Linked DNA regions of Homo sapiens: region 1 is linked to region 2. The links are chromatin loops, found by intact Hi-C in ENCODE. Cell type or tissue: psoas muscle. All regions are shown on one strand. Links, peaks and the distances in the headings refer to the core of each region. The heading gives the core; the rest is flanking DNA.

Evidence for each region. A loop is a pair of places that touch in the nucleus more often than their neighbours do. Peaks named below come from ENCODE experiments on the same cell type or tissue, not always from the same donor. Only the 100,000 strongest peaks of a DNase experiment are listed, where the experiment ranks them.
Region 1: a loop joins it to region 2, with 2.7 times the contacts of the local background. A loop is called at or near these places in 46 of 110 quality-filtered maps.

What each region holds. Positions count from the first base shown.
Region 1 is chr6:13,417,449-13,433,490 of GRCh38, reverse strand. The region is part of intron 1 of GFOD1 (Gfo/Idh/MocA-like oxidoreductase domain containing 1); the gene reads left to right. Among named protein-coding and RNA genes, the nearest start is that of GFOD1-AS1, 61 kb to the left of the region's middle. RefSeq lists enhancers at 505-554, 1,296-1,345, 4,153-4,222, 5,233-5,662, 10,729-11,518 and 3 more. In psoas muscle, for the core only: no CTCF peak of the experiment used is centred there; DNase peaks (open chromatin) are centred at 7,350 and 10,430; H3K27ac peaks cover 5,804 bases.
Region 2 is chr6:13,473,643-13,489,684 of GRCh38, reverse strand. It overlaps GFOD1 (Gfo/Idh/MocA-like oxidoreductase domain containing 1), which reads left to right and starts at 2,085. Exons shown (of 2, transcript NM_018988.4): 1 at 2,085-3,047. The coding sequence starts at 2,795. It overlaps GFOD1-AS1 (GFOD1 antisense RNA 1), which reads right to left and starts at 3,424. Exons shown (of 2, transcript NR_046709.1): 1 at 3,232-3,424; 2 at 2,914-3,004. RefSeq lists enhancers at 1,034-1,163, 2,724-2,833, 5,469-5,538, 8,998-10,197 and silencers at 1,224-1,333, 1,714-2,093, 2,114-2,593, 2,734-2,897. In psoas muscle, for the core only: no CTCF peak of the experiment used is centred there; no DNase peak of the experiment used is centred there; H3K4me3 peaks cover 3,040 bases; H3K27ac peaks cover 6,012 bases.

The sequences.
Region 1 (16,042 bases), core at 4,064-12,063, 57 kb after region 2:
AGGCCAGGAATGCTGCTAAATATCCTATGATGCACAGGACAGTCAGCTCCCTACAACAAAAAGTGACCCAAAGGCCAGGGCTGGTGGCTCACGCCTGTAATCCCAGCACTTTGGGAGGCCAAGGCAGGTAGATGATCTGAGGTCAAGAGTTTGAGACCAGCTTGACCAACATGGTGAAACCCCATCTCTACTAAATACAAACAATTAGCCAGGCGTGGTGGCAGGTGCATGTAATCCCAGCTACTTGAGAGGCTGAGGCAGGAGAAGTGCTTGAACCCTGGAGGTGGAGGTTGCAGTGAGCTGAGATTGTGCCATTGCACTCCAGCCTGAGTGACAAGAGTGAAACTCCATCTCAAAAAAAAAAAAAAAAAAGGGACCCAGCACAAAATGTCAGTCATGCTGCCATTGAGAAACCCTAAATTAGGCAGACTGTGGCTTAGCCACATGTTGATCATGTAGACTGGGGCTGCATGAGTAAATGTTGGATGTTTCTAATTAACTTGTACATGTGACCAGTGATGTTCTATGAGCAGTGTTATATGACCAGAGATATAGGAGAGGAAGCTGGTTTGGGGCAAGTTGCTGCTTTGTTTATTGACACTCTGTCTTCTGTCACTGCATGGATGAAGGTTTGGTGGGATATGCAGTTACAGTGTAGGAAGGGGAGACAGATGCACAGGAGACAGAGCAAGGTGGGAGGAGAGGCTGCAGTAGCCTCTGTGCTGCCCGCTCAGGGAACAACCATAGTGATATGGCAGGATGTGCACAGGCCACAGGCTGGAACCTCAAGGGAAACCGTGTAGCTGGGTGTTGTGATAACAGCAAGGTAAGGGACTGGATGGGGTTACTTTCTTTTTTGATGCCCTTTCCTGAAGTTTCCCTCTGGCAGAAGCGTCACCTTTGGCTGACGTGGAAATAGGAAATTCACCCTGTCTCCCTCTTCTGTTTTCTTCCTAAGGTTCTTGTCTGTTTAGAATACCATTAAGCTGGGCGTGGTAGCTCACACCGTAATCCTAGCACTTTGGGAGGCCAAGGTGGGAAGATCGCATGAGCCAAGGATTTTGAGACCAACCTAGTGAGATGCCATCTCTGCAAATAATAATAATAATAAAAACTATCCATGGTGGTGCATGCCTGTGGTCCCAGCTACTTGGGAGGTTAAGGTGGGAGGATCACTTGAGCCCAAGAGGTCGAGGCTGCAGTGAGCCATGATTGCACAACTGCATTCCAGCCTGGGCCCCCATCTCAAAAAAAAAAAAAAAGAAAAGAAAAGAATATTACTTAACCAGGAAGAAATCTGGTGATTAGTTGTGTGGAAAATGGCTGTCTTCTGTTTCTGAATGGACTTGTGCTGTTACACCTGTTGGTTTTTTGTTTTGATGTTTGCCTGCTCAGAGTGGGTTCAGAAGCCATGTGGTGTGTGACTTGGGCCTTGCTGGGGCTGAGTCACCGGGGAATGAGAACCCTCTCCTCCCTGAGCTGTGTTAACAGAGTAGAGGCAGAATGCTGCTGAGGAAATGGTCTCTTAGTGATTTTGAATACCGAGGGTGGAGAGAATTGCTTTTTTCATGAAATCTGCCGTTAGAGGCACAGGCTCTGAACAATCAAATATTTCTGCCAAGCTTTGGATTTTGAAGGCAGGCAAAAGGAAGGAGGGACTTTGGGAAAATGACTTTAATTAGAGATTTTTAGCTGGTGACATTTCATACTTGGTGCAACCTGGGAACTAAATGTAAGTGGTCATTTAAGTTTGTATTGAGGTGCTGGGTCCTTTATTGCTTTGGTTTCTTTCTCATCACAGATGAAAAGCTTCATTCTTAAAATAAAATTTGCATAATGCTAATTGGAGTAGGGCCGTTCAGAGAAGAGAGTGGGTGCAGTTTTTTAGTTAGAAAAGTGCCACCAAGCTCTGTAGCTAAAAGGGCATTTGGCCCTATTGGTGAGTGTGGAATTATCTGGAGGGAAGGCTCTTTCAGCGTATGACTTTAAAGAAAGATCACAGAGAAACTGAAAGTCCAAATGAACCTGTGTGAAAGTGCGGCTAGTCAAGACAAGGTGGTACCATCATGCTCCTTTTGGACGAGGAGAGAATATGAGTGGTAGAGTAGAAAGAATAGGAGGTCCAGGATGGAATCTTGACTCAGACTAAATGACCTTGGAACAATTGCTTAACATTTCTGAGCCTCAGTTTCTTCATCTGCAAAATGGGCAATAATAATAATCTTACTTGCCTAGAGTGGTAAAGATTGGACACCATAACCGTGTGGTACACAGCACAGACCGTGGCAGAGCAGGTGCTATCATCATAGTCCCCACCACCACTAACCTCAGGCCCATAGATTTCAGTTTCCCTTCTCCAACTCATTCTTCTTTGCAGAATATAACATAGTGATTCAAAATAAGCAATGTGAAATTAAATGGCCCTGATTCAGTCCCAAACCCAGACTTATTAGCTGTTTGACCTGAGACAAATGCCTTCACTGCTTTCTTTATGCCTCGGTTTCCCGATGTATAAATATGGCAGTGAATATCAAATGAGATGAAGCACATATAAGGCATTCGTATGATGGCTGGACTGTAGAGAGGGCAGGAGAAGGTTACCTGAAAAGTTGGAGATGGAGTGTCCTCAGGTAGGTATCCTGATGGGAGGGAGTCCTGGAGAAAGAGAGGGTGAGGAGTAGAGTTTGGTAGCGAGCCTGACAGGAGGAGGAGGGAGTAGGGCAGACCACCCAAGACCCACAGATAGCCCTGGTTTCCACTGTCTGGAGGCTGTGCTGGAGGCCACAAGGATACTTTTCCCTACCCGCTGTCCCACTACTCCTGCCATAGGTGGACTCCAAGAGCTTCTTTCATTAAGTCTTCCCCATTGTACACAAGCTGCCCGTCTCTATGGGAACCCCATAATAGGAGTGTTGAGAATATGGATAACACTGTGGCCAATCCCTGCACTCTGTTTATGCTTGATGCCATACCCTATGTGGCTCGGGTTCCTTCACAGTGCAATGGCTGGATTTTATTTTTTAATTTTTATTTATTTACTTATTTATTTATTTTGAGGTGGAGTCTCGTTCTGTCACCCAGGCTGGAGTGCAGTGGTGTGATCTCGGATCACTGCAACCTCTGCCTCCCAGGTTCAAGTGATTCTCCTGCCTCAGCTTCCCAAGTAGCTGGGATTATAGATGTGTGCCACCATGCCCGGCTAATTTTTGTATTTTTAGTAGAGAGGGGGTTTCGCCACATTGGCCAGGCTGGTCTCGAACTCCTGGCCTCAAGTCATCCACCCGCCTCTGCTTCCCAAAGTGCTGGGGTTACAGGCATGAGCGACTGCTCCCGGCCTGGCTGGATTTTAAAAGCAAGCATTCCTACAGAGTGCAGCTACACAGAAGCTGTGATCACCTTTTATAGCTGACCCTTGGAAGTGACATGGTGCCATTTCCACTGCATATTTTTTCATTAAGCTGGTCCCAAAGATCCATCCAAATTCAAGGGGAAGGACATATATTTCACTTCTTCATCAGGAAGTGGCAAGGTTCTGGAAGAACATGTGAGATGAGAAGTAGTGTGATCACTTTTGAAAAATACAACCTGCCATACCACTCTATACATGCATGTGTGTGTATATATATGTATAGTAGCATATTTGTATAATAATGTATATATTACATATCTATGTAATATTCATACATATGAATATATAAAACTTAAATGTTTTACAAAATAATACTTCCCTTATTACCTAGGGTACACTCTATGTTCTCTTCTATTCTTTTAAGAAAGATGCTCTTTGCCAACCCACTCAGTTGATTTCCTGCCACACTATTGTGTTGTGCCCTGTTCTATTTCTTCCAGATAGCCTTGGGCAAAGGGCTGTTTCTTAGAGCGCCAGTGTCTAGGCTGTGCTCAGGGCACTACCTGACTACGTTTCTGGCCAAGCTTTATGACGTCAGCAGTTCCTGTTGTACTCCTGGTTTTTGGCTAGCAGTAAACCCAAACTTTTCTGTCTGAGAGGACCGTGGAACTCACCCTCTCCCTGTGTCTGAAATTCCCTGAGGTCTTTGCATTCGATAGGCATTCAATTGCATTCAATAGTTTGTCGTTCTTAAAGCAGCAAGCTGGCAGAGCATCCTGGTTGATGGCATATAAACAAACCAATTCATAAGTACAGCCATTATTTCACGTTGGGGCCACACAACCCTTTGACAGCCAGTGTCTGCCGCATAGGAGACCAGCTCCTCCAGGCAGCCTGTGGCGCTGTTTCCCTTTACTGGCAGCTGTGCTATGGCCAGCCAGGGCTTCTCAGCCCAAAATGAGATAGCTCCAGTCTTTTCACTCTCATGAAAAGAACAGCTTCCCACCCATCTTGATTTCTGCTGGGGTCTTTCCTCTTTGTGCCATTTGAGAGCCACCTGGGAGCACATCTTAGTAAATATATGACCTGGGCTCATGTTTGTAGAGTCCTGTCTGAGCATCTAGCAAGCTGGCTCACGTGCTCAGGGACTTGGTACCAATTAAGACATTTATTCCCACTTTTCATATGGTCGAGAAGATGTATGTCCAACACAGTGCTTTTAACTAGGTCAGAGAAAAAGCAGGCGGGAAGCTATACATTTTACAATACTTAGTGGACCTTCTTGCTAGAATTAGTGAATGGTCAGAAAGTCCGCTTCTGATGGAGGGCCAAAGGGAGCTCTTTCAGCTCACAGCCGGGCTGTGGTGTTTGGGGAGGGAAGTTTGAGAGTGGCCGCAGAAGTACAGATGATCAAAAGCAGTACTCCTGCCGCCCGCCCTGGGAGGGGGCCTGGACTCCCTCAGGGAAGGCTTTTTTGGTGCTTTGGGTAGAGAAGCTGGAGATAGCAACTGTTGAATTTCCCCAGGCTTCGTGATTTAAAGCCCTGAGCCTTTTTCCATTGTTGTTCTTGCAGCGGCCTTTAATGTGCTGGGTGTGAAAGGGAGTGGAAATGAAAAGCCAGCGCATCGCATCGCACTGGGGGCCTGAGATCAGAAGGTGATGGAAAATGGAAATGTCAAGTTTGCGTTTCCACTGCTGGCCGCAAGGGCCTCAGGCGGCACCCCCTCCTCCCGCCTCGGCTTTCGCATCCTTCTCACTTCCTCCCCAGCCCCCCAGTTTTCACACGGCCCAGTGATAAGTGTCACTCTGGGCTGAGTGAGGCTCGTGGCTTGTCAAAAGAGGCACTAGGACGAGAACAGAGAAATTCAGCATGGGCTTGAGAGGCACGTAAAGGAACTGGCCTTCTAAAGACACCGCAGAGAGACCGCAAAGTGGGTTGGTTTTCCTTTTCTAACACTGAGAAGAAAAGGAGTTCAAAATTCACACATGGTTGATAGAAAAGACGATCTGTTTCCACATGGACTTTCCTATCTCTGTGGTGCCCAGGATGCTTAGACCTGTGAGTCTTTGAACCCAGCTTGTGTTGATGTAGCTCGGGGCACTGTCAGGCCTTTGTGCCCAGCCAGGCGTGGAGGTGTTTGAAAAGAGAGCCATCAACACCTTTCCATCGGGGACTTGCGATTTTTCTCTTTTGGTTGAGTCAACTTTGAAGTTTAGTAGTTCCTTCCCACGCTTGGTGGCCACAATGTCACGAGGCTCAGCCTGGTGTCGTGGGGCTGCTAAAGATTCCGTAGAGGCTGGAAAGGTGCCTGTCAGGGGCACCAGGAATTACGTACAAGTCTAAGGAAGCTCCAGGCTTAGGAAATAGTGGGATAAACCTTCCTTTATTATCGCATGGGATAATCACATTTGTGAAATGTAGATGTCTCAAATTTATACAAATTGAATTCTGAAAAACATCAGAAAAGTTTATTACAAAGCCTTTTTTTTTGAGACAGGCTCTTACTCTGTCACCCAGGCTGGAATGCAGTGGTACAATCACAGCTCACTGTAGCGTTGAACTCCTGGGCTCACGCGATCCTCCTGCCTCAGTCTGCTGAGTAGGCGGGACTAGAGGTGCACACCACCATGCCGGGCTAATTTTTGTAGCGATGAGATTTCACCATATTGCCCAGGGTGGTTTCAAACTCCTGGGCTCAAGGGATTCGCCTGCCTTAGCCTCTCAAAGTGCTGGGATTACAGGCATGAGGCACTGCGCCTGGCCAACAAAGTCCTTTTTTATCATCATGTTTTTAACTCTTCACAGTTTTCTATGTCTGTTACCTCACTTGAGCCCAGCTGGATTTTTGACCATTTGGATAACAGTTATTGGATTTTTCTGGAAGTCTCTACATGCATGTTCTCTGTTCAAAGGGCTTGAGGTGGACAAGTTATGCATGGCCTTCAGTTTTGGGAAGACTCTGTATGATCCTGATAAATGTAATTTCAAGATGATTATATCAAACTGAAAAAGGTGCATTGTGATCCTCTGTTACCTCAGTTTTGTCCTGTGAGGTCCAATCACACACAACTTCGGAGCCACTGCCCGCTTCCTTGTAGTTTACAAAAAATGCTTTGCCACGCTCATCACAATAACTGTGAGAGAGATATGATTATATTTCTGCTGTGCAGAGGAGAAAACTGAGGCCCAGAGAAGTTAAGTAACCTCCCCCAAGACACAGATATGAGAAAGAGATGAGACTCAAACCCCAGCCTTCTGGCACCAGGGGCATGTTCTTCCACCAACAGACACTGACAGCCGTTGCCAGAACAAGAGAAAGCTGGGCAGAAGTCGACACCTTTGGCAAAGGGCTGCCTGTCCTCTGGCCTTGCTGGTTGTTAGCCCCGCTTCTGCTCATAAGGTCCTGCATTATCCCTCGCTCAGGGGTTGCCTTGCGATGGGCCTGGTCACTCTGCTTCCGCATCCTCAGGGGGCTTGTTCCTTCTGCTTGTCCCAGGTGCTCCCTGGACCTCACCTACCTCGGGTGCCTTCAGAACACCAGCAGGGGATTCATTCACCTTCTTAGGGGGTAGAGGCCGCTTCCCGGGCGTTTAAGGGACAGGCAATGGAAGTGGGATCCTTGAGAGACCAAAGGACAGTGACGCAGAGGTCATAGTTACTTTCCTGGGAGCAGAGTAGGTTCGTGTCTGGTTCCTGGTCCAGCTCCACTTCACTGCTCCCATTTCCCTTGTGGCCCAGATGGCACAGTAAGAGCTGGAGTCTGATGAATCTGGGGTTGTGTGTGGGACACCAAGCCCCATTGACGCCTGTTTCTGTGGCTTCCTGGCTCTCATATCTTCTGTATTATAGGACCAGGCAGTCTGGGCCTGTGGCCTGCCTGGGGGCGTGTGTGGCCTTCTTGGCCCAGAACTCCCTCCTAGGAGGCACAGCCAAGCCAGGGGAGAAGGGAGAGAGCTGGAGACTGAATCATAGCCTGACTAACCTGCTTTCCACGTCTGCTGGCTGCCTAGAAAGCTCTGTGATATTTGCATCTCGCATCGTGTGCCCTGGAGACTTAGAGGTAGAGCTACTTCAGAAACCCAACTGGCACTGCCTGGCGTGAGCCTGCTTCTGTGTGAGCAGCATGGCGGAAGACCAAGCTTGTCCAGCCTGCAGCCCGGCACGGCTTTGAATGTGGCTCAACACAAATTCGTAAACTTTCTTAAAATGTGAATTTTTTTCTTTCTGCGAGTTTCTTTTTCTTTCTTTCTTCTTCTTTTTTTTTTTTTCCTAGCTTATCAGCTATCATTAGTATATTTTATGTGTGGCCCAGGACAATTTTTTCTTCTTCCAATGTGGCCCAGGGAAGCCAAAAGATTGGACACCCCTGGCCTAGACCCTTTTCCTGAACCTGGCTGTCATCATCATTTCTGTCAGAGCCGGATGGAGACTATTTTTAGTTGGCTTTCTGGGTGAGATTTGACAGAGGCCAGGATGGGAGATGTCAGAATGTGTATACTGGTGAGGAAGCTGCATGGGATGAAGATCTTGAAGCTTTCAGATCTGAATGAGGACTGCCAATTCTGGTTTATCTCTCTGAGCAACCCCATGAGGGACTTTAACAAGCTCACAATTTTCAAATAGATTTTTGAGCTGTTTCCCAATCCTCCTAATCCTGTCTATTTTAGCTCTGGCCTGGGGAACATCAGCCCCAGGGTAGTGGCCAAGAACACAGGACACCTGGGGCCAGACTGCTTGGATTTAAGTCTGGGCTCTTCCTCTTACTACTTCTGGGACCCGGAACAAGTGACTTAATCTTTCCGATCTCAGTTTTCTCATCTTTAAAATGGTGGCAACAATGGTAACTAACTCAACAGGTTGTGGTAAGAAATAAATGTGTTAGGCCAGGCTCAGTGGCTCATACTTGTAATCCTAGCACTTTGGAAAGCTGAGGTGGGAGGATTCCTTGAGCTCAGGAGTTTGAGACCAGCCTGGGCAACAGAGAGAGACCCCATCTCTACAAAATAAACAAAAAATTAGCCCAGTATTGTGGCATGTGCCTGTGGTCTCAACTGCCTGGGAAGCTGAGGTGGGAGAATAGCTTGAGCCCAGGAGGTCAAGGCTGCAATGAGCCTAGATTGCACCACTGCACTCCAGCCTGGGCTACAGGATGAGACCCTATCTCAAAAAAAAAAAAAAAAAAAAGAATTAAATGTGTTAATATATATAAAGCCCTCAGAATACTGCTTGGCATATGCTAGGTGCAATATAAATTTTGGAGCTGCTACAGTTATTGTTGTTATTATTATAATGTTTATATGATTTGTCCCCTCATGAGAAGTTCTCTAGATTGGATGGATAATTCCAAATTTGTTTTTAAAACCTTTGTAAAATTTCAAAATGATGCAAAAGTATAAAAGGAAGACTTTTTGAAAGAAAAAAAACCCTTGTATCAATGAGGAATAACCACTATTAATATTTTTGCATTTCTTTCTATATTCTATACATTTTTATATGCACATAGTTCTTAAAACAAAATAATGATTATACTGTTTTTCCAATTTTCTCCTTAAGAGCGTGTGGGTATCTTTACATGGTATGGAGTCTTCTTTGAAACCTGATTTTAATAGTTTTATGTTGTTCCATTATTTAGGGTAAGTATTAAAGTATTCTCTTGTTCACCTCCACATGTCCAATTTGTACTCAATGGGGTAAGTTTGAGAGGGAACCCCTTGAAATATGGCTTCTCTGTTTAAAGAGGATTTAAGATAAGCGTTGATGTGATCACCGTGGTCACCATCATCATCATCATCATCATCTTCCTAATGTTTGGCAAATCTGTTAAAGAAATGAGCATACCCAGAACCAATGCATCAGGGTTATGTGAGGGCAGCCTCCAACCCATTGTAGAGGCAAAATTTTTGGCCACTAGACCTGAGCTCAGCAATGGAGTGGTAACTCTCTGAGCCCATTATAATTATTTTAAAAAAAGGGTGAATGACCAGGCTGGTCACAGTGGCTCACGCCTGTAATCCCAGCACTTTGGGAGGCTGAGGCGGGTGGATCACCTGAGGTCTGGAGTTCAAGACCAGCCTGACCAACATGGAGAAACCCCATCTCTGCTAAAAATACAAAATTAGCCAGGCATGATGGCACATGCCTGTAATCCCAGCTACTCAGGAGGCCGAGGCAGGAGAATCACTTGAACCCAGGAGGCAGAGGTTGTGGTGAGCCACAATCACGCCATCACACTCTAGCCTGGGCAGCAAGAGCAAAGCCGTGTCTCCAAAAAACAAAAAAAACAAACAAAAAGAAAGGATGAATGACCATCTGCTGAGGATGCTCTTGCTTCGGGCGGGAGGTAGATCAAAAAGGATGTCTAAGGAAGGACTTATCTCTGAAATACTTCAAGTGAAGGAACTTCATGTAGGGCCATGTAGTGGGAAGAGGATGCCTTCCATATCAAAGTGGGCCCACCCCCGGTTCTGCTACCGACTCACTGAATGCCCTTGGCTCAGTAACCTGCACCCTAAACACCCTCCTCCTCTGTATGGTAAAGTGGACCTGACCACATTCTCAGGGCAACCTGCGACACTCATGGAGAGCCGCTTGCCTCGAGCTTTGCGCATGACAGGTCCTCAATGAACAGACCAACTATCATATATTTCAGGCGTGTCTGTGTGTGTGTCATGGTGCATGAGTTTCATCTGTCATTGGGAATCTGGCCTCAATGCTGGGGTGAGGAGTTTGGGTATTTATACGTTGCTTCCTGTGTGTCAGGTATGGTGTCAGGCATATTACACAGATAAATGCTCCTTGACCTAAGATGGGCTCAACATTCTAATAAACTCATTGTCAGTTAAAATATTAAGTTGAAAATACATTTAATATCCCCAATAAACCCATCTTAACATCAAAACATTGTAAATCAAACTGTTCTTAAGTAGGGGACTGTCTATATTTATCTTGAAATCTAACACTGTCTGGGGTTTCATTCCCTTATTGTCTTTTGGAAATGAGACAGACTTTCAAAGGCATTCACTTGGTTGGTTTTCAAGAATGTGTTCAGTAACCCAGCTGCAAGGGGGTGTCTCTGCCACCGTCGGACATGCAGTACTTTGTAAGTGGCCTGTTCATTCCTGGACTTGCTCTTCTACCTGGAGGATGTGTGTGTAAAATGAGGTACATGTAGGAGAAATAGCCAATTAACGCAAGCTGGGTTTAAAATAGCTCCTTGGGTGAACCTGCTAGTCACACACATTCACACAAAGCCTACCTCGCCACACCGAATTTCCAGAATTGTTAAACCAGGCCAAGACATTCCCACCAGGGCACTTCCTGTTTCACTAAGAGAAAATTCTTGCTAAGAATTCCTGCCCTCTGGTTCCCTGCAGCTTTCAGGAAAGCTTTTGTTTAAACAAAGGAACCAGCCTACTGGTATCTGGGTGAACACAGGCTTCCTACTTAGATGGAAATGATCTGAATGGAGGGGGACACGGGTTTCTTTTTTCATTCCTTTTTTCCCTGTCATCCACCTGAACGCTAGTGACTTACTTGCAAAGGATTGGAGTAGAGACACGTAAAAGACGTCTTGACTTTTGGGGAAGTGACTTTCTGCTTCTGTCTTGTCAAGGCATTATTTTAAATAAATTGAATAAGCAGGAAAGTGGAGGATGAAGGATTTGTTGGATGATATTGAAGCTGGGAGAAAATGGACACTCTCTGTGTAGCATCTTGGGGACACTAAGTGTCACTTGGTGGACCCTAGTTTCCTCCACGGGGTGGATGGGGTCTCAAGCCCCCTCCAGCTACGCCATTTTCTGCATTTGCAGAGTCAGATTTTCTCTCCTGAGAATCCGTTCGGACAGCATGTGTTTTAGGGTTCTTTTACTCCACTTGGGGTTTTTGCAACACAACAAAACATACAAATGAGCTTCTTGTTCATTTTGTTGTCACCAGAACCTAAGTATTGAATGGCAGCCTTAATTGGAAAAGGGCACGATTAGAAGAAAGGGAGAGAGTGTGTGTTTGTGCATGTGTTCTTGTCCTGTGTGTGTGTTTGTGAGTGTGTGTGTGAATGAAGGTGAAAAAGGGGAGGGGACCCAACCAACCCCTAGTTTTTCTGAAAGCCTGTTGATTTATTTTCTTCCTCCCCTGTGGATATATTTCTCCCCCAAAGGAATTATGTAGCTCATGATTTCAGATTTTGGCTCAGTGGTGCTTTCTGGAGATAAAACGCAGCCGTTGCTTTATTCATCACAGATTGTTGTGCCTGTTTGATTTGCAGCCTCCGGGAAAGGCCTCGTGTGCCCGGCAAATCCTCTGCTCCCTCACTAGAGATCCTCCGTAGGCAGGATGAGCTTCCGGCCTGATCTTCTCAACAGTCCCTTCTGTGATGTTCATCCTAGTCAGGCCTTAGAACATAATAGATCCTAAAAATGCTGATCGAATTACAGAAGGTTTTTTTTTTCACTTGCCTCTGGGAGGGAAGGCTAATAAAGATTGCAGTGGTAGGGTGGAGAGAGTATCTGGTGGGCGGCATATGCCTTTTGCGCAGTTGTCAAATATAGAGGTTGGGATAGTGTGGAAATATTGATGGTTTTTTTTTAAATATGGATGGATATCCTGCAGAAAGTATAATTTTTTAAGCTTTTCTTACTTTTTTTTTGAGACAGGGTCTCACTTTGTCACCCAGGCTGGAGTGCAGTGGTGTGATCACAGCTCACTGCAGCTTTGATCTCCTGGGCTCAAGTGGTCTTCCAACCTCAGCCTCCAGAGTGGCTGGGACTACCAAGTGCATGCTACCATGCCTGGCTAATATTTGTTTTTAACTTTTTATAGAGATGGGGTCTTGCCGTGTTGCCCAGGCTGGTCTCAAACTCCTGGGCTCAAGCGATCTGGCTGCCTCCACCTCCCAAAGTGCTGGGATTACAAGCATGAGCGAACATGCCTGGCCAGTTTATTTTTTACTCACATTTTTATATGCATGTGATAACACCAACAGAAAAACAAAAGCTTCAAAAATATCCATCATATAAATGTACCATACTCTCTTTAATTATTCAAAATAACAATGTTATATCTACCCCTTATTGAATACTCACTGTGTGCCAGGCACTGGGCTAAGAATTTTACATACATTATTATTGTTATTTTTAGACATTTAGGTGGTTCGTGGCTCCCCCTCGCCACTATAAATAGTGCTTAGATGAATATCTTTGCAGATAATATTTTGTCTGATGTATGACATCCTGTTTAGAGTGAATTCTTCTATGTACAATTACTGGGCATGGAATTTTTTAAAATACACTTGAAACACATCACAACCTGCTTTAGTGCCATGTTATACTCCCTCACAAAGGAAGAAGGTGCCTAGGCGTATGTCCTCTCAAAGACCCGGAAAAAATCAGTCCTTTGTTGAAGTAGAGCCATTGGCCTGCTGGATAACTAGAAGTCTTGTTAATTTAAGATAAATACCTGGCAGTTTATTCTAGAGACTTAGGAAAAAAGACAGCAGCTCTTGACTGGGTTTTCACTGGATGCATTTTGAGGTACTGCACAGGAAGAAGAAAACACGTGCCTTTTGTCTCAGGGAGGTCAGGAGTTTTCAGGAGGGCTCTGGGATCCATCTCGATTGGTGACAGCTTTTCTCTTTCCCCTGCTTTTCTCTTCCGCTCCTAATTCCCTTAGTGTTCCACTCTCAAGCTAGCTGTATCTAGGAAGTGGGTGGGATGAGCTCTTCCTTGGAAAGATGCCCAAGAATTGGACTACGCTTGGGATCTGAGAGTAGGATGCCCTCTTCCTGCCAGAATTCGACTGCTGTTCCCTCGCCCTCAGACCCCTGCCAGGCCTCCATGTGTTGTGTCCTGAGGCTTGGTTGTCACTCTCTAAAACAGGGCTGCATGGGTAGATGGGAGGATATCTATTTGGAAACAAATCTGTGTATACAAAGAAACTAGAGGGCCCACTGGCTTTGGGTTTTCCACGAGAAACTGTGTTTTCTCCATCCAGACCTCATTCAAAGGCACGGATCCCATGCGAGCCAGAAGGTATGGACTGAGCCCCTTCTCTGTGCTGGCCATTGTCTCAGACACCAGAGGGAGACAGGGCAGTGAACAGGCAGACCACGTCCTGCCTGCATGGAGCTCACACACCTTCTCAGAGGGGAGAGAGATGACTGCATCCCCTCAGCAGGTGATAAACACATTGCCCCAAAGCCCGGCCGGCGGGGCACAGGAGTGATAGGGGCGAGGGGTGAGCAAAGTGCCAGCCTCCATGGGGTGGGCAGAGAAGGGCTATCCGAAGAGGGGACGTTTAAGTAGAGATTTGAAGGAAGCAAGGGAGGGAGACATGAACATTTACGGACAGCAGGTTTCAGGTGGAAGCAACAGTGAGTGCGAAGGGGGTGGGAGTGGGTTTCCGTGTCCCGCAACCGTGAGGAGGTGGTGAGCTGGAAAGAAACAAGCGAGGGGGAGAAGTCAGAGGAGCGGCGGCACGGGCGCTGCAGAGGAGGAAGCAGATCGTGGAGGGTCCTGCAAACCACAGGACTGACTCGGGGTTCTACATCAAATGTATTCAAAGCCATCGGAAGGCGGGTAGCAGGGGAGTCACAGGATCCAATGCCCTGTTTTAAGAGGTTGGCTGTGGCTCTGGTTTAGCCATCGGCAGGGATAGAAGCAAGGAGACCAGCAGCTACTGCCACAGTCCAGGAGAGAGAGGATGGCGGTCTCTGTGGAGAGTGAGAAGTGGCCCATTTAAGAGCACATATTGTAGGGCGATCAATGTCATTTGCTTTCACTCATCCCTTGGGAGGAAATCTGTGGCCTTTAGAGGCCTCTGGCATCCTTCCTTCCCCCAGGGAAGAGTAGAAACTTTAAAAATAGTCTGTTCCCTCTTTGGAATCTTGATCTCCAGATCTCAGTCATAGTTTTTAATAATCCTTGCCTCCATCTCGTTTTGGAAGACGTTCACCTCTCAAATGGGCATGAATCTTCCAAGTTCTTTCAGCAACAGGGAATGCAGTGGAAGTCCAATATGGCAACCTGGACTTCAGCAAGAACCATCTGCTTCTTCTCCTCCATGCCAAGCCTTCTGCTTAATGGGAGCTTGAGAAAAACACAAAGCCAGGAACCACCTGCTGGGGCTCCCAAACTCCATGATCTGACCAGGAAACACCGACCGGACAATTGGCAGGATGCATTTGAAATCTGTTAGCTCCAGCACCTGTTTGACTTCCTTCTAGGGCTTTGCATTATTGATTATATTCATGAAAAGGACTGAGAAACATTTCCCAGTGTGGCAGGAAGGCTCTCGCTGGACCAGTGCTCAGGAGACCTTCTTTTTTATTCCAATTCTGGAATTGCCGTTGGCCAGGTGTGTGGCAACAGGCACCCATCCTTGCTGGGACTGCTTCTTTATCTTCAGCATGAGTCCCAGACAGCTTGATTTCTAAGATGTGTGCCAGCTTTAACATCTCACAGTTCTAAGCTAAGAGTATGAATAAGAAATGAGGAGCAGAGGTGACAGATGACACCAATACTCTGGGCTTCGGGTGATTCCTTAAAGTGGTGTCTCAGGTTCAAGTTCAGAGCAAGCTCCCATGTGTCACCTTTTAGGCCTCTGCATTCATTATTTTCACAGGCTGCATAACTTGATTCATTCCATTAAAGGACACATGAGCAAACTGAAGGCTGAGATAAAAAAATAAAACTTCTTCATGCAAGGAGAATCATCCCTGATGGCTGCATATTCTGCAAACGGACCTAGTTTGATCAGTGATGTGTCAATCAGACCATGTGCCCAGATTGGATTTTTGCAGCTCCGGAGGGTAATTAATGAGAATGGGACAATTCCCCTTCCAAGAAGTGGCTGTTTCTTCCAGTTCCAGCCTTCATTTTTCTTTTGTCCCTTCTCCATCTTGTTATGATTTATAATCCTGCCTGTCCCCTGCAGTGGCTTCGGTGTAAGATTTTTACTAAGTAGGTGAATGGCTAGCTTCCAAAAATGACAACCTTTGTCCAGGTCTGGGGCTGAGGCCAGGTCAGATAAGCATGATACCTTTCTCTCTTCTTACCTGCAAGTTAACACATTCTTTCCAGGTGCAGGAGGATGACAGACCCAAGGCATTCAGCTTTAGAAAGTGTTTTTCTCCTCTCACTTTGTTTTTGTTTTCTCACTTGGACTGTTGCATATTGTTTTGAAATTCACCCATGCATTGATGAAAATGGCCAAGGTTTTCCAGAATGCCTGCAGGAGTGTACGTGCTCTCCATGGTGAGGGGTGGGTTAGACCCTTTCAGCTTAATCTTTTCCCAGCAGGTTCTGAACCCAGACATGCATTGTTGTTTCGACAAAAACATGGCAACTGATATTGTTACTCATGCTATGGTTGAAAGAATCCATATTCCGGGAATTATTCTCCTGCTGCACTTACGAGAAGCCATTCCTGGGCTCAAGGCTCTGTGACTGTTTTGAGCCTGATGTTGTTCTGCGTCTGTGCCTGACAGGCTGTGTGATGCAGTAAGAAGCCCTTTGTGCTTGGTTACACCGACTGTACTAGCAGCACTGTTGTAGTTGCTAAATAGCACTAGGACTTTGGGTCTCTAGGTTAATTCTCTGGTTTTGTCCTTGGAGCTGATTTAAGTCCATCGGCTCATTTAGCAATTGTCAGGTTCTTTTGGAAAATATTTCTAGACTCAGCCATTGGAAATAGGT
Region 2 (16,042 bases), core at 3,717-11,716:
GGTAGAGTTCTTTTTAAAAGAACACAAACAAAACTCCATCTTATTACTTAGATATTGCTTCACTGTACAATGGTCTCTCTCATCAAGAAATGACATTGGTAACAGACCCATTCTCTATATTTATTTATTTAACATTTATATAGAACTTACTATGCACCATGCCTTATTCTCAGGACTTTGTAAGTATTAGTGAATACGATCCTGTAAAACCCCTTGTGGTATATACCATTATTACCCACCCATTTTATAGATGAAACTATGCCGCAGAGAAGTGATTTGCTCAAGGTCCCACAGCTAGTAAATGGCAGAGCCAGAAGTCAACGCCAGTGGCTCTAGCTGTGCTCCGACCACTACTGCACATCCTCTGCTCCCTGAAAGCCTGGCCATCTCTGACATGTGACAAGCCTGTGATGTATCCAGCCCCTTGGGTCTGACACCACTGCCTGCCCCTGTGCCCAGATAGGCGTTCCTGCCTTGGTTCTTACAAAACCCCTGCTCAAAAGAAGCCTGTTAGTATTGAGGGCAACACCCCTCTTTGTCTCTCAGTCCTCCCCAGGCTGCTGCCAGCCACCCAGCACTGTGTCCTTTGTGCCTTTCTTCTAATGCCCTAGGTCAGCCTCCACCCCGCATTGCCACACACAGCTTTTTTGGTATCCTGCTCTCTCCACGCGCCCCGCCTCACTGCCAGTTGTTACAAGTTGTTTTAAACTCTTGCAAGTATCACGTTTTCCACTCGTGTTGCGGCAGACCATGTGCTACATTGAGCCCAGTGCTGAAGACAGGAGATGAACATGACCTGACCCATGACCTCTCCAGAGACCTTCAGCTAGAAGACGTGCCTTTCACTTTTTAGTCCCCTCTCCCGGCACCAAATGGGTGCGAAGCGGGCATTCGATGAATATGCATACATTTATTTAGCAAATGTTTATTGAGCGCCTACTACATACAGGGCAAGGCAGTGTGCCAGGTGCCAAGGATATGGCGGAAAACCAGACAGACGCAGAGTCCCCATGGCTCCAGAGGTGCGGGGCCAGCCTTGGCCAGTCCTCCTCAGTGCCCCCTCGAGGGCCTGGGAAGGGTGCAGGGTGGTGGAGGTGGGGGCAAGCTGGGAGAAGTAAAGGCTGCGGTAAGTGGCGACGGCAACAGGAGCCGAAGCAAGAGGCGGGCGTGGCATGTGGCCAGGGCGACGTATCCGTCTCGAAACTAGACACGAGACGCACGTGCCGCAGCGGCCTCGGAGACCCCCTGCCCCGCTGCGGCCGTACACACCACAGCGTCTACGCGGGGGCGGGCATGGGCCTAGGGGCGGGGGAGGTGGGAGGCAGATGGGAGCCCGCCAAGACTGGACTGTCTTGGAAGAAGGCGGCTGAACCGTGCGTGCGCGGCCGGAGCGGGGGCGCGCGATTGGAGCAGGCTAGCTTGGAAGGAGACCGTAGAAGTCTGCGGTTCCGTGCCCAGACTCTGGGGCCTGGATTCCAATCGCAGGCCTGTTGCTTATATATGTCACCTTGCGCAAGTCCCTTAGCCTTCATTGCGGCTCATTCACATCACTGGTAAAATGGGTTTACAATAACCTTAGGTTGCTGCGAGGACTAAAAGGGACAATACCTGGAAAGGCGTTAGTATGATGCTCAGCACGCAAGAAACGCTCCGGGAGCCGAGGTTATTATTATCGGCTGTTCGCACCTCGCCGGGTCCCCTCACCTACCCCAGGCCAAGGCGCCCACTGCTCTCTTCCAAGGGACAGGCGACTAACCTATTAGGGCGCGTCCTGCCTAGATAGATGTATTTGCTTGGTTGGGGCGGGGTTTGGAGTGAAGCAGGGAAGAGAAGGAGATGGTGAGGGCAAAGAAAGGGAAGAAGCGGAGGGGCAGGAGGCGGGCGAGGCGGCCTGGGCGGGGCCGGGGAGGAGCCGGGCTGGGCTCCCGGGGCCCGGGCGCAGCGCGCACCCGGAGCTGGCGGCGGCGGGGGCGGGGGCGGCGCGCGGCGGCCAATGGCGCGCGGCGCTGCAGCGAGGGCGGTGCAGGAACACCGGCCGCTGACAGCCAAACTCGCCAACTCCGCCCTCGTCCCCGCGGGATCCCAGAGCCTGAGCCGGCCTGGGGCCGAGGCCGCCCGAGCCGCGAGGCGAGCGAACATGGCAGCAGAATGAGGAGGCTGGCGCCGGGTCGTGGCCGCCGCTGCCGCGCTGCAGCTCGGGATCCCAGTCCGGCGCGCTCCGGGCCGCATCCTTAGCCGGCCTCCTGGCGGCCGCGGGATTATTTCATTCCCAACGGAGAGCTAGGAAGAAAGGAGACTCCCCCGCGGAGCGGTTCCGTGCTCTGGCAGGGTGTAGACGTTTGTCTGTGCGATTCGCCGGCTGCGCAAACGACGCGGGAGAGAGCCGGTCCCGGGCTGCGGCGGCGCGGCCGCGGGGATGAGCCGGCCATGGAGCGGCCTTGGCGGGGCGCACGCAGCGGACTGGCGCTGCCGCGGGAGCGCAGCCTGAGCCGGGGCTCCAGGGGGCTTCGAAGCCTCCGGCGCCCTGGGGGGGTCCCTGCCGCCGACTCCGGGAAGGACGCGAGCCCCGCGTGGCGGACACTGCCGCAGTCACCGTTCTGAGGCGCCCCGAGCTTGCTCCGCCTGCAGCTCGGTGCGCTCTGGGCACCCGGGCGCCTTGCCCGGTGCACGGCGGCTGGCGCACCGCGGCTAGATTGGCTACAGGAGCGGGGTGCAGGACTGGCTAGAGGTGGGTGTGTGCGCGCGTTGGACTGGAGATCCGAGCAGAAGCAGAACCAGGCGGCTCTGAGCAGCCATGCTTCCCGGGGTGGGCGTGTTCGGCACCAGCCTCACGGCCCGTGTCATCATCCCGCTGCTGAAAGACGAGGGCTTCGCGGTGAAGGCGCTGTGGGGCCGCACGCAGGAAGAAGCGGAGGAGCTGGCCAAGGAGATGAGTGTCCCCTTCTACACTAGCCGCATTGATGAGGTGCTGCTGCATCAGGACGTGGACTTGGTGTGCATTAACCTGCCGCCGCCCCTCACCAGACAGATCGCTGTCAAAACCCTAGGTGAGCGACCCCTACCCCGCATCCTCCGTCCCACCCCCGCCCTTTAACCTTCTCTAGGTTCCTTCCCCCCTGCCTTTCCCTCTCCGCATCCCAGAAGCTTACCCTGCATCTACGCTGCCCCGGGGATCTGAGATCCCAGATCCGACTCAGAGCTCCCTCCTTCCTCGTCCCCGGCCTTCCCCACCTTTGCGCTTCCCTCCTGCCTCCTGGCACCACTTGGACGCGCTTCCCCACGTGTGTAGATTGCAGGCTGGAGAAGGCGTGTGTTCCGGGGATCCGAACTAGGAAGATCAGATGCCGATAATAGGGGATAGGGTGCTCCGCGAGAAGAGGAAAGTTACTCCTCAGCTGTGTGTGTAGTGTCCAAGTGTGTGTGTGTGGGGGGGGGGGATGGGGGGGTGGAGGAGGGTTGTGCGCGCGCGCGCCTGGGAGAGGCGAGTGCGCGCCCAGAAACGCCTGAATAAAAGGCCGCACACGTGTGTCGGGTTTTCTTGGGTGCGATAGAGGACCTGCCCTTCAGCAGCGGTGGCGCCCTGCTAGGGTCGTTTGTTTCTTTCTGCTGTGAGTTAGTTTAGCGTGAGATTGCAGATGTTACCATCGGCTGGAATTATTTCGTCTGCGCTGGAGGCAAGGACGGTGGGAGTGGTTGGATGGGGGTGATGATGTATTAGAATGTTTTCAGAGGCGTCATAGGTTAGTAAAGACTGATTTGGTAAAACCAGGGGGTTTTAACTTTTGACTGCAGCCTCCCGGGAAATGTCTTCTGCCCCAATTTGGAGTAATAGATTTTAAATTTTTAGGAGGATGGGCGCAGTAGCTCCAGAGGCATGGATGCTTTGCATGAGAAAAGGCCCTCCCTAATCGCCTTCAGGAATAGTTTCGGAAGGCACAGTGTTGACCCGTGGGCTGGAGATGAGTTCAGGGTGCCTCACCATCTGGTCCCTGCTCCCCTCAACTCCCAGGCAGTCTGAACAATCTCTGAGGACAGAGTAGCAGCCTCTCAGCCTATGCTCAGGGGAAAGAGAAGGGCATGTTTTGTTCATCATCAGTTCTTGCACGTAACCTAAAACAATCCCAGGAAGGTTGCTTGATCTTACAATTCCAAGAAAATGAGCAGCTCACCTTTGAAAGCTGAAGTTTCTATTGGTGAGGAAAAACACAAAGCTTATAACAAGAACAAAGCTTATAACCAGATGAAGCGAATAGTAGAACAGATTAGAAGGGAGGAGCTGCGAAGGAACAGAGACAACATCCAGAAACCAGCCGGAAGTTATGTAGTCTTGGAAAGACTGTTTTATTTGTTAAAAATAGGTATGGATTCAGGGTAGGTGAAATATACGTGTGTTTTAATTCTGTCTTCGAAGAGCTATGAACAGAATGTAAAACTCTTTCTCCATAGAAAGGCATTTTCATCAGGCCATTTGGCTATTGACTCAGATGCAACATCTGATAGAATTCCTAAGGAGGCTGCCCACATTGTCAGTTTTAATTGTCAGTTAATTTTATTAAGTGTCTGCCCTTTGTGGCCTGTTTCTTTGGCCTTGAACTGAATGCCATTGAACTGAATGCTAATATTTATTTTCTGTTTAATGGAACATGTATGTTGGGTGGATAACTCCCTTGTTTACATTGGCTCTTTGCATATCAAATATCTTATAACGATCTTATGGTATAATTCTATTAGTGCAATTTGTACAAAACTGGTCCCTGATGAGCCCTGCGTATACTGGAGAGCTTAGGACTGGTCATATCTGAAAGACCATGTTGTTAACATCGTTTCTCCACCATAAAGATGGCAGTTCCTGTCCTGGGTTCAGACCCACAGAGCAAACCTAGAGCAGGAGGGTGGCAATTTGGGGAACAAGGATGACCTTGTTTTCTGGCTGTCTCTGGGACCATGGCCATGAAAGTGTCTGGGGGCTCTGGTTTCAAGAGATGTGACACAAATTAGACATTTCTGGATACTTCTTCTGTTCTTATTTTTCAAATATCCCTGTGACTTTAATTAACAAGACATGTCTGTTACCTCTTCAAAACCAGCGATAAGAGGCATAATAGACCTAGTTTAGTAATGGTGATGACAGAATAGGGTTTTGTTCATGTTTTTAGGGTAGGTTTTGAGCTTCTTTCTTCTTTCTTTTTTTAACTCCTTCTTTTGCAGGGTGCCCCTGCGAGTGCACAGTGGGGTGGTCGTCTTGGTTTGCTTTACAGTCACTGTTGAAGGTTCAACACATAGAACGTAGGAAGTGAAAAACCCCAAACAGTTATCAGGCTGATCTGGCTGTTGGGAGTGTATAGATACGAGTGTTTGCCTGGAATTGAAACTAGCTACTTTGACTCATCCTGGTAAATTGTCCTTTTAGCAAAGGCCTGGACTTTGAATTGCTTGCCCAGTGAGGGTGACAGGTCTGTAGCCTTCGATCCACACTCATAACTGGTCACAGGCCTGTCAAAGTAAGGGGCTAGGGACCCTACTTTGTAGGGACCCTACAAAGTGTGGTCTAGGGACCACAGTGAAATGAAACTTCAGATCAATTGAATCACACACATCCTCCTTTAATTTTTAAAAATTTCCTCAAAATCCCTACCTTTGTGAATGAGGCATTCCTCTGTTGTAGAGGCATTTCTACCAAGTGTACTTTCTACACTGTCCAAGGCTGCCTCTTATTAAGTACATACTGTATGCCAGGCAGCATGGTAAGTGCTGTGTATAAAGCATTTCATTTCATGACTAAAATAATCCTCTAAGATAGATATTAGCTCCATTTCACAAATGAAGCAACTGAGATTCAGAGACCTGAGTCACTTTGCTCCTAGACCTACAGCTAGAGATTTGAACCCAGCACTCTACCTCCCCCGGAGTCATTTCTTCCTCTTCCATCAGCTGTACCTGTTCCTCTGCCATAGATCATGGCAGCCCAGGTCAGACTGTTGGAGTTGTCCTTTATTCCATCCCAGCCCTGGAATCGGTTCCCAAACCTGTTTGATGCCATCTGAAACTCTCTGTGTCTGTTCCCCATAGAAGTCAGGTCCTTTCGTAGTTTCTGAACTAGGTTCCAGTCCACCCCACCCAACCCTGCCTCTAGCCACTATCTACACTGCTGCCAGGTATGGAGTATCTGGCAGTGCTAGAGACCTGGTCATGTCATCGTTTCCCCTTTCAGGAAAAGCCCCAGCTGATTGGCGTGACATGCCCAGCCTCACATCCTGAAGAAGTGAGCCCAGCCTCACGTCCTGGTGGCCATTCCCGAACCCAAGGGCTTCAGCGAGCCCACCCTGCTGGGGTTTCCTTGAATGGGCCCTGTTGGCGCACATGTCCAGGTCTCTGTCAGGAACTTCCTTGTCCCTTGAGGTCTCCTTCCATGTTCGCCCTTCAATACTCAGCCCAAGTGTTACCGCTTCCTCTCCCTCAAACCCCCCACCCTACATACCCTTCTGTTGTCTCAGCACTGTGTGCCCCCATCTTGCCTAGCACCTATTTTAAGGCATTCATTTAACATTTAAATTTTATTTAGTTATTTTGAATTGGCTATATATTCATGTGGTACAAATTTCAAATGCTATAAAAGTACACAGTGAAGACTGAATGTCCCCTAGTCCCTGTCTTTGGACAGGAGGCAATCATTATTACCAGTTGTTTATGTCTCCCATTCAAGGCCATATATATATGTATATATAACACATAATATATACATATATTTTACATATACACTAATATATAGATGTATATATAACATAAAATATATGCATATATTTTACATAGAGATACACAAATATGTGAAACTCTGAATGTGAAAGTATTAAAAATAATATATATTTTTCAAGGTATATCCTGGCAAGTATATGTATGGGAATTTAATTTAATTTAATCTAATTTTATTTTATTTTTTGAGACGGAGCCTCGCTCTGTTGCCCAGGCTGGGGTGCAATGGTGCGATCTTGGCTCACTGCAACCTCCACCTCCTGGGTTCAAGTGATTCTCCTGCTTCAGCCTCCTGAGTAGCTGGGATTATAGGTGTGTGCCACCACACCCAGCTGATTTTTGTATTTTTTAGTAGAGATGGGGTTTCCCTATGTTGGCCAGGCTGGTCTCAAACTCTTGACCTCAGGTGATCCATCTGTGTTGGCCTCCCAAAGTGCTGGGATTACAGGTGTGAGCCACTACGCCTGGCCTGTGTGGGAATTTTAAAAACCTTTTACACAGTTGGTAGCATGCCATTCATTCTTATGGACCTTACTTTTGTCATGCAACAATATTAGCTTGAAAATTTATATATGTTAAAATTTAAATATTATTTTAAAAATATATTAAATGTATTAAATTTATTACATAAATTTTATATAGTAATATAATCAATGTTAAGCAATATAAATATTAATATAAATTATATTTAATCAGTTAATATGCATTATTAAATTTATGTATATTTATATCTTTACATATACAGCATATACATATACACATTTGTATATATACATATATTAACATATTTATAGATATACATGTATGCACATTTTTATATATATTACAATATATAACATATAATATATACATATATTTTACATATACACAAATATATGAAACTCTGAATGTGAAAGTATTATTGCTCCTATTTTTGGCTACCTAGTATTTCATTGTATGGATACATCAAAATTTATTTAAGCAGTTCCCTGTTACTCAACATTTAGGTTGTTTCCAATTTTGGCTTATACAACCATGTAATGAATAATCTTGAGCATATGTCATTTTGCACACATGCCAGCTTGTTTGTGGGATAGATATGTAAATTGCTGGTCAGAGAGTACATGCTGATTACATTTAACAAAGATATTGCCTAATTAACTGGCACCTAAAATGACACTGTATTTTTTGTTAATTTCCTTGTTGCCTCTCCCAGCAAGCGTCTTGACGGTCAGGACGCAGACAAGGCAAAGAAGCCTCACTCACCTTTGTGTCCCCAAGCCAGCCTGCCTGGGTCCAGTCTTGTTTCTTATGCAGTCTACTCTGTACAATGGGGAAAGTGAGCACATGTGCACACGTGTGTGTGTGTGTGTGTGTGTGTGTGTGTGTGTGTGTGTAAGGTATCACTCTCCACTTTCAGTGGCTCCCACAGCACCTAGAATAACATCCAAGCTCCTTGGCATGACTTTCTTGGCCTGAAATGGCCCTGCCTTGTCCATCTCTCCCACTTCTTGGATGGCTTCACACACTCCTGGACTCTATATTCCGGCCACCTGGCCTCTTTTCTGTTCCTCACATGCCAATCTCTTTCCTGACTCTTGGCCTTTGCACCAGCTCATCCCTTTGCCCAGAAGGTTCTTGCCTCACTTTTTGGAATGGCTAGCTCATTCTCACTTTCAAGTCTCAGCTTACGTGTTACTTTGGGCGAGAGGCCTTTCTGGATCCTCCCCTCCCAATTAGAAAGTTCTCCTCCAACCTCAGTCCTGCTTCTGTCATCCTCTTTCTCTTCCTGGTAACACTCTTCCTGGTGTGTGATGATCTCTTTCATTTGCTTGCTTGCTTTCTTGCTTGCTGTTTGTTTCCCCAGCTAGAATGTGAGTTATTTCAAGGTAGGACCCTTGTCTGCTTGGTTCACCAGGGTACCCTTATCTCCCTTAGACAGTGCCAGACACTTAGTCACCTAGTAGACACACTATGAATATTTATTGAATGACAAATGAATGCATTTTCACTGAATACATGTATGCCTGGGGGAAGGCAAAAGGTTCTAAAGAGAATGTGTCAATTAACACATAGTATTCTTATCCTCCTGCATGCAGTAGCTGAATGCCTCTCAGACTTTCATGTGTGGTTGTATCACCTGGGGATCTTATCAAAAAACAGATTCCAGGTCAGGCACAGTGGCTTACACCTATAATCCCAGCACTTCGGGAGACGGAGGCAGGAGGATTGCTTGAGCCCAGGACTTCGAGATCAGCCTGGGCAACATAGTGAGATCTTGTCTCTAGCCAGGCATGATGGTGCATGCCTGTAGTCCTAGCTACTTGGGAGACTGAGGTGGGAGGATCACCTGAGGCCTGGAGGTCAAGGCCCAGATCATACCACTACACTCCAGTCTGGGCGACAGAGTGAGACCCTGCCTCAAAATAAAATAAAAACCAGATTCCTGGGTGGGACCTGAGATTCAGAATTTCTATCCAGCCCTCAGGCAGTGTGGATGCTGGAACAGTCAGACACTAAAGATGAGATAGCTCTCTGCCTTTGGGAACAGAAGACATACCCTCCTGTGAGTAATTAACCTGGCAGGGGAACCGTGCTAAAATACCTGTTGCCTTGTGTGGAATGTGATGACATCTGTTTTCATGATCTCTGTTTTTGAGACAGCAGTGCAGACTCTCTTGGTGAAGTTTCTCCATGGGAGTGCAAGGCTCTTTTGGGATGGTGAGTAAGGCCACAGGGTTTCCATGAGCTTTGATCTTGCTGCACATTGATCTTGTCCCAACTTGTTTGGCGTCATCAGCTGAGGACCTGGAGCAATTGGCCCTTTTCTGTCCTTCTTCATGGTGTCAGCAGTTGCTTCATGTTGAAGAGGGCTGCCAGGAACAGAGGTGAGGGAGCAAGGAGGAAATGGGGTTGAGAGAGGATTTTGCTGGCCAGCATTGCCACGCCAGCGGAAATAAGGCTGCAGATAATGCTCATGATGCACTTGGACTTGACAGCAGCCATTCTGACATCCTAGCAAACCCTGCATTTCCAGTTCTTGCTTGAGGTCTCTTCTGGATCTATGTGAAAAAGGTGATTGCGTTTTTCTCTTTGGGTTCCTGCCCCTGAGCACTGAGTGAAATGATTTTTGGTCTATCAATTTGTCGTAGAGCCGAGGAAGCCCTTGGGCATTATTGTTAGGAAAAGTCAAGCATCACCAATCTCATTTCATCTAATTGAAATTAGGTGCAGTTGAACGATTATTTTGTTGAGGATATCTGGCTTTGATAATGTGCAATTCTGCAGAAGTTTCCACTGGAGGGAGAAGAAGCTAAATGAAGAAGTTGGACATTTTGATACCTTAAACTGGGGAAGAAGAGCAACAACAAAAAGTGGAAGTCAATAGCATGTTTTAAGGGTTTCACCAAGAATGAAATATACAGGCACTTAGTTATATATTTGACTCAGGGCAATCATAGCCCAGGAAAGAGCATCATTATATAAGATGTTGTGCTTCATAACACTCATCAATGAAAGGAAAGGTTGACAGGTTACTACTGTGTGACTTTGGGAGTCATAATCATCCTTCCTGAGCCTCAGTTTTCTTACCAATAACACACAGCTAACACTATCATATAGGGTTGGTGTGATAAGTAAAATGAGAGGGAAAATATAAAGACCTACCTGGCAGCTGCCCTCAGCTCTCTGCATCAAGCTCAATAAACAGTAGTTTTTACTTTGCCCTAATGCAGTTAGTTCTTTTTAAAATTTTTAAAAATTTTTAAGTGAGTAGTTCTTTAGACTCTTCCAAATGGTGCTTTTGAAGATTTTTTAAAACTATTTTTTGAAGAGATGATTCCCTCCTGTAAGACTCAGAGACTATATTTAAATTTTTTCTTTTTTTTTTTTTTGGTAAAGGGATGGTACCTAAGCCAAGCTTCAGGTGTCATATTTGCTGTGAATCCAGTACGTGCTTCACAGCTACGTGATCACTCAAAGGTACTGATGGGGTTACCAAGAGCTCACCATGCTGCTCTGAAGATTTACTATCCCTTGCAGTGGGGGTGCTTAGGGGGGTTTCCCACATGACGCAGGAACAGGGCTGCAGCAGGGCTTTAGTAGATACCTGGAAACCAGAAACCCTCTGAATTTTATTCTGCTTCTCTCTGTGTGTCTGCTTCCTCATTCACCCCTCTCTACACCAGCATCCTCTGCTTCACAGGTTCATGTGGTGGGTGAAAGATTGTCCACACGCAGCTCCCAAATATGAACATGACAAGTTCAGCCACCTGAAAGGTGCAGCCCTGCCCCCGCACCCAGCTGTCTCTGTTTGTACCAGATGCTTTCTCCCTGCTCAGTCTTTCCTGTGGTTACCCACGGTGTGGGGGATACATGACCAAATGCTGCGGAGACCACCCTGCTGGAGGGGTGGAGGGATTGTTAAGAGCAGTCATTCTGATCTGGGCTGCACTCTCCAAGAAAAGTGCTGATTCTAAGAATCTAGATGGTGGAAGTTATTACAAATATGGACATTTCGGCTGGGTGTGATGGCCACGCCTGTAATCCCAGCACTTTGGGAGTCCGAGGTGGTGGATCACCTGAGGTCAGGAGTTCGAGACCAGCCTGGCCAACATGCTGAAATCCTGTCTCTACTAAAAATATAAAAATTAGCTGGGAGTGGTGTTGTGCACCTGTAATCCCAGCTACTCGGGAGGCTGAGACAGGAGAATCGCTTGAACCCAGGAGGTGGAGGTTGCAGTAAGCCAAGATTGCACCATTGCACTCCAGCCTGGGCAACAAAATGAAAAAAACTCTGTCTCAAAACAAAAACAACAAACAACAAACCAAATGTAGACATTTCTTGATTGTGTAGGTTTTTTTTGTTTCTTTGTTTTGTTTTTTTTTTTTTTGAGATAGATTCTCACTCTGTTGTCCAGGCTGGAGTGCAGTGGCATGATCTCAGCTCACTACAGCCTCCACCTCCCAGGTTCCAGCAATTGTTGTGCCTCAGTCTCCCAAGTAGCTGGGATTACAGGCATTTGCGACCACGCCTGGCTAATTTTTGTATTTTTGATAGAGATGGGGTCGCCATGTTGGCCAGGCTGGTCTCGAATTCCTGGCCTCAGGTGATCCACCCGCCTCAGTCTTCCAAAGTGTTGGGGTTACAGGCATGAGCCACCATGCCTGGCCTGATTGTGTAGGTTCTTTATCCACTTTGTGAAATACACATTTGGCATTTCACTGTTTTGATAATAACCATAGCAAAACAGTGAAAGAAATAATAGATGTGGTCATCTATTAATACCAACCTAGTTATTATTATTAAATTATTATTAAATTTAAGACATATATATTTTGAAGAGTGTGATGGGAAAGTAGATAAACATGACCAACTGCATGGAGTTCTGTGGTCTTGGTAGGTTTGTAGACCTTTACCAAGAGCCTCCTGGGTAGTGTGTGCAGCAGGTCACAGGAGTGCCACGAGACATAGTCCCTTTCTGCTCAAGTATTGTCTTAGGAGCTTGAAGGAGCCAGGAGTCAGGAAAAGATTGAGGGAGAAGGATTTCTGCCTCCAGACTGCCTTTGTACTGGAAACTGCAACATCAACTCTTCTATGGGTCTCCAGCCTGCCTGTCTGCCTGCCTGCCTGCCCTGCACATTTTAGACTTGCCAACCCCACAATTGTGCGAGCCAATTCCTTAAAACGAATCTCTCATCTACACACACACACACACACACACACACACACACACACACCCCCTATTGGTTCTGTTTCTCTGGTGAACCCTGACTAATACAGATTTTGCCTGGATCAAGGCCACCTGGCTAGGCAAGCTGAGCAAGGAAATACCTGGAAGACGCGTCGGTGGAGAAACTGCTCTGGTTAGTTCCGCTGGTGGGTGTGGGCTCCCTAGGAGAGCAGCAGGCCTCTGAGCACTTGTCCTCAAAGCAGGAGACCTGGAAAGCCAGCGTTCTTTTGGGTTCAGACTTGAGCTAAGGAGATTGTTGGTAAAGAGGCTGTCACACTCACCACTGAGAGCCACAGTGACACTTCACCCCGACCAATTCTATACCCGTCTACAGGTCTTTGACTTCTAGGGTTTGGGCAAGTCTGGGATGCCTTGGGGTTTAGACTTTCCTTGAGAATTGTTGATATCCTACTGTGGAGAATTAAAAAGTGCAGGAAAAATAACTTTACATTAAAATGTTATGATTTAAAAAAATTTTCCAGTCTCTAATTTTAATAGCCTTTAGAGTATTAAGATGCTTCTTTGATTAATGTCCTTAAACTGAAACTATAAATTACTCCACAATTGTAAAGCTCCAATGAAGTTGGTTTGCAGTTTTAACACTACTTTTTAAAAAAATAACTTTATTGAACTATATATACCATAACATTCTTCATTCTTTTTATTTCACAATATTCACCCATTGTAAGTGATTCCATTATTTTTAGTAAATTTATATATTTAGAACATTTTCAACACACTAAAACATTTCCTCATGCCAATTTGCAGTCAATCCTCACTCCCACTTCTGGCTCCAGGTAACTACTAATCTACTTTCTGTCTCTATAGTTTGCCTTTCCTAGAACTTTCATATAAATGGAATCATGAAGTACGTAATCATTTGTGCTTGAGTTCTTTCACTTAGCATAACGTTTTTGATGTTCAGCCATGTTGTTGCACGGCTCAGAAGTTCATTTATCTTTATTGCTGGGTGATACTCCATTGTGTGGATATACCGCATTTTGTTTATCCATTCACCATCTGATGGATGTTTGTATTGTTTCCAGTGTTAAGTGATTGTGAATAATGCTGCTGTGAACATTTGCATATAAGTCTTTTGTGGAGCCATGTTTTCATTTCTCTTGGTTAAATACCTAGGACTGAAATTGCTCAGTTGTATAGTGTGTATATATTTAACTTTTTAAGAAACTACCAAACTGTTTTCCAGAGCAGTGGCATCATATTACATTCCCACTAGCAACATAGGAGAGTTCTAATTTTCTGATATCATCACCAGCACTTGGTATTGTCAGTCTTTTTTTTGAGATAGTCTCACTCCATTGCCCAGGCTGGAGTGCAGTGGCATGATCTCAACTCCCTGCAACCTCCATCTTCTGGGTTCAAGTGATTCTCCTGCCTCAGCCTCCCAAGTAGCTGGGATTACGGGTGTGCGCCACCATGCCTGGCTAATTTTTGTATTATTATTATTATTATTATTATTATTATTATTATTATTATTATTATTTTGAGATGGAGTCTTGCACTGTCACCCAGGCTGGAGTGCAATGGCGTAATCTCGGCTTACTCCAGCTGCCGCCTTCAGGGTTCAAGCAATTCTCCTGCCTCAGCCTCCTGAGTAGCTGAGATTACAGGCATCCGTCACCACACCTGGCTGATTTTTTTTTTTTTTTGTATTTTTAGTAGAGACGGGGTTTCACCATGTTGGTCAGGCTGGTCTCGAACTCCTGACCTCGTGATCTGCCTGCCTTGGCCTCCCAAAGTGCTGGGATTACAGGCGTGAGCCACCGCGCCCAGCCTAATTTTTGTATTTTTAGTAGAGATGGGTTTTCACCATGTTGGTCAGGCTGGTCTCAAACTCCTGATCTCAAGTGATCCGCCCACCTCAGCCTCCCAAAGTGCTGGGATTACAAGCATGAGCCACCATGCCCAGCCTTGTGAGTCTTTTTGATCATAGCCATTATAGTTGGTATGTAGAAGTATCTTGTTAGGACTTTGGTTTGCATTTTGTTAATAATAATTAATGATGTTGAACAGCTTTTCATGTGTTTATTAGACAGTCACATTTTTCTTTGATAAAATGACTATTCAAATCTCATACTCATTTTTAAATTGGGTTGTTTGTCATTTATTGATTTGTAAGCATTGGTTTTGTGATTTTCTTATTTTGTTGAGGTAGCAGACTTCACTTGGGGGAAGGCGTAGAGTTTTTGTTTTTGGTTTCATATACTTCCTCTTATTTTTGATTTTGGAACTAGTACAGCGGAACGAATTCTCCAACCCAAGAGAAATTAGTTTTGCCAAGTATTTACTGAAATGGTTCATGGAGTAGAAGAGAAAGACTACCAGGTGAGGGGTGCTCATGCCTGGGGCTCTGGCATTGCCCAGGGCTGTGAGAATCCACTGAACCCTCTGCCAGGGGCATTTCCAAGTTGAAGATTGTCTTCCAGTAGGGTTTTCTAACCACCTATTCTGCCCAGTGTCTGGAGAGTGTTTCTTTTTTTCCATTTATTTTTAGTTAGTAAATACCTTTTGAATCCCTGTAGCACTATGTTAGCTGTGGTGAGAAATGCCCTATAAAGTAAGACATGGTCTTTGTCCTTGAAAGAAGAGCGCATAGGCAAACATGGAGCAATGCAATGAGATACATGACTAAGTGCAGAGTGACTGGTTATATTCACAATGCCAGGAAGAGCTTGCTTGAGGCAGTTGAGTAATCCCTCAAAAATCATTATTGGATTAAGGGTCGATCACCTGGGTAAGCTTCCCAGTGCCAGTCTACAAAAGGCACTAAGGCAAAGGGGAAAAAAATGGCATTTTTATTTTTATTTTATTTTATTTTTTCCCAAGACGGAGTTTTGCTCTTGTTGCCCAGGCTAGAGTGAAGTGGCACGATCTCAGCTCACCGCAACCTCTGCCTCCCAGGTTCAAGCAATTCTCCTGCCTCAGCCTCCCCAGTAGCTGGAATTACAGGCATGCACCACCACACCCAGCTAATTTTGTATTTTTAGTAGAGACAGGATTTCTCCATGTTGGTCAGGCTGGTCTCAAACTCCTGACCTTAGGCGATCCACCCGCCTTGGCCTCCCAAAGTGCTGGGATTACAGGCGAGAGCCACCGTGCCTGGCAGCAAAAATGTGTTAACAGGATCCCCCTCATAAAACGTTTTGTGTGTTTGAATGAGACACTTGCAGCACAAGGGGCCCGGAAGGGGCTTCCTCTAAGAGCTGGTGAATTATTGCTTCCAGTTTACTGCTGCACATTTGTTTTGTTGAGTAGGGAACATGAGCTTGACATCAGAGATAAAATGAGTGGGGCCCCACTCGTCCCGGGTGCACTTCCCCTCTTTGGTGGGTTGCTGAGAAGGTGGCACTGCAGAGAGTGGGTGCTGCCTGAAAGCTGAGGAAAGGGGCATTCCTGAGAGCTGGAAGGGTCCCAGAAGACCTCTTGGAAAAGGTGGGTTGGTCTTCAACTGGGCCCAGAAGAGGGGGTAGGATTTAAATAATTGAAAAGGAAGACATGGGAGGCTCTATGATATAAAGTCCTCCTCAAGGAACCACTGGTTCTGCGAGATAAACTGTGTG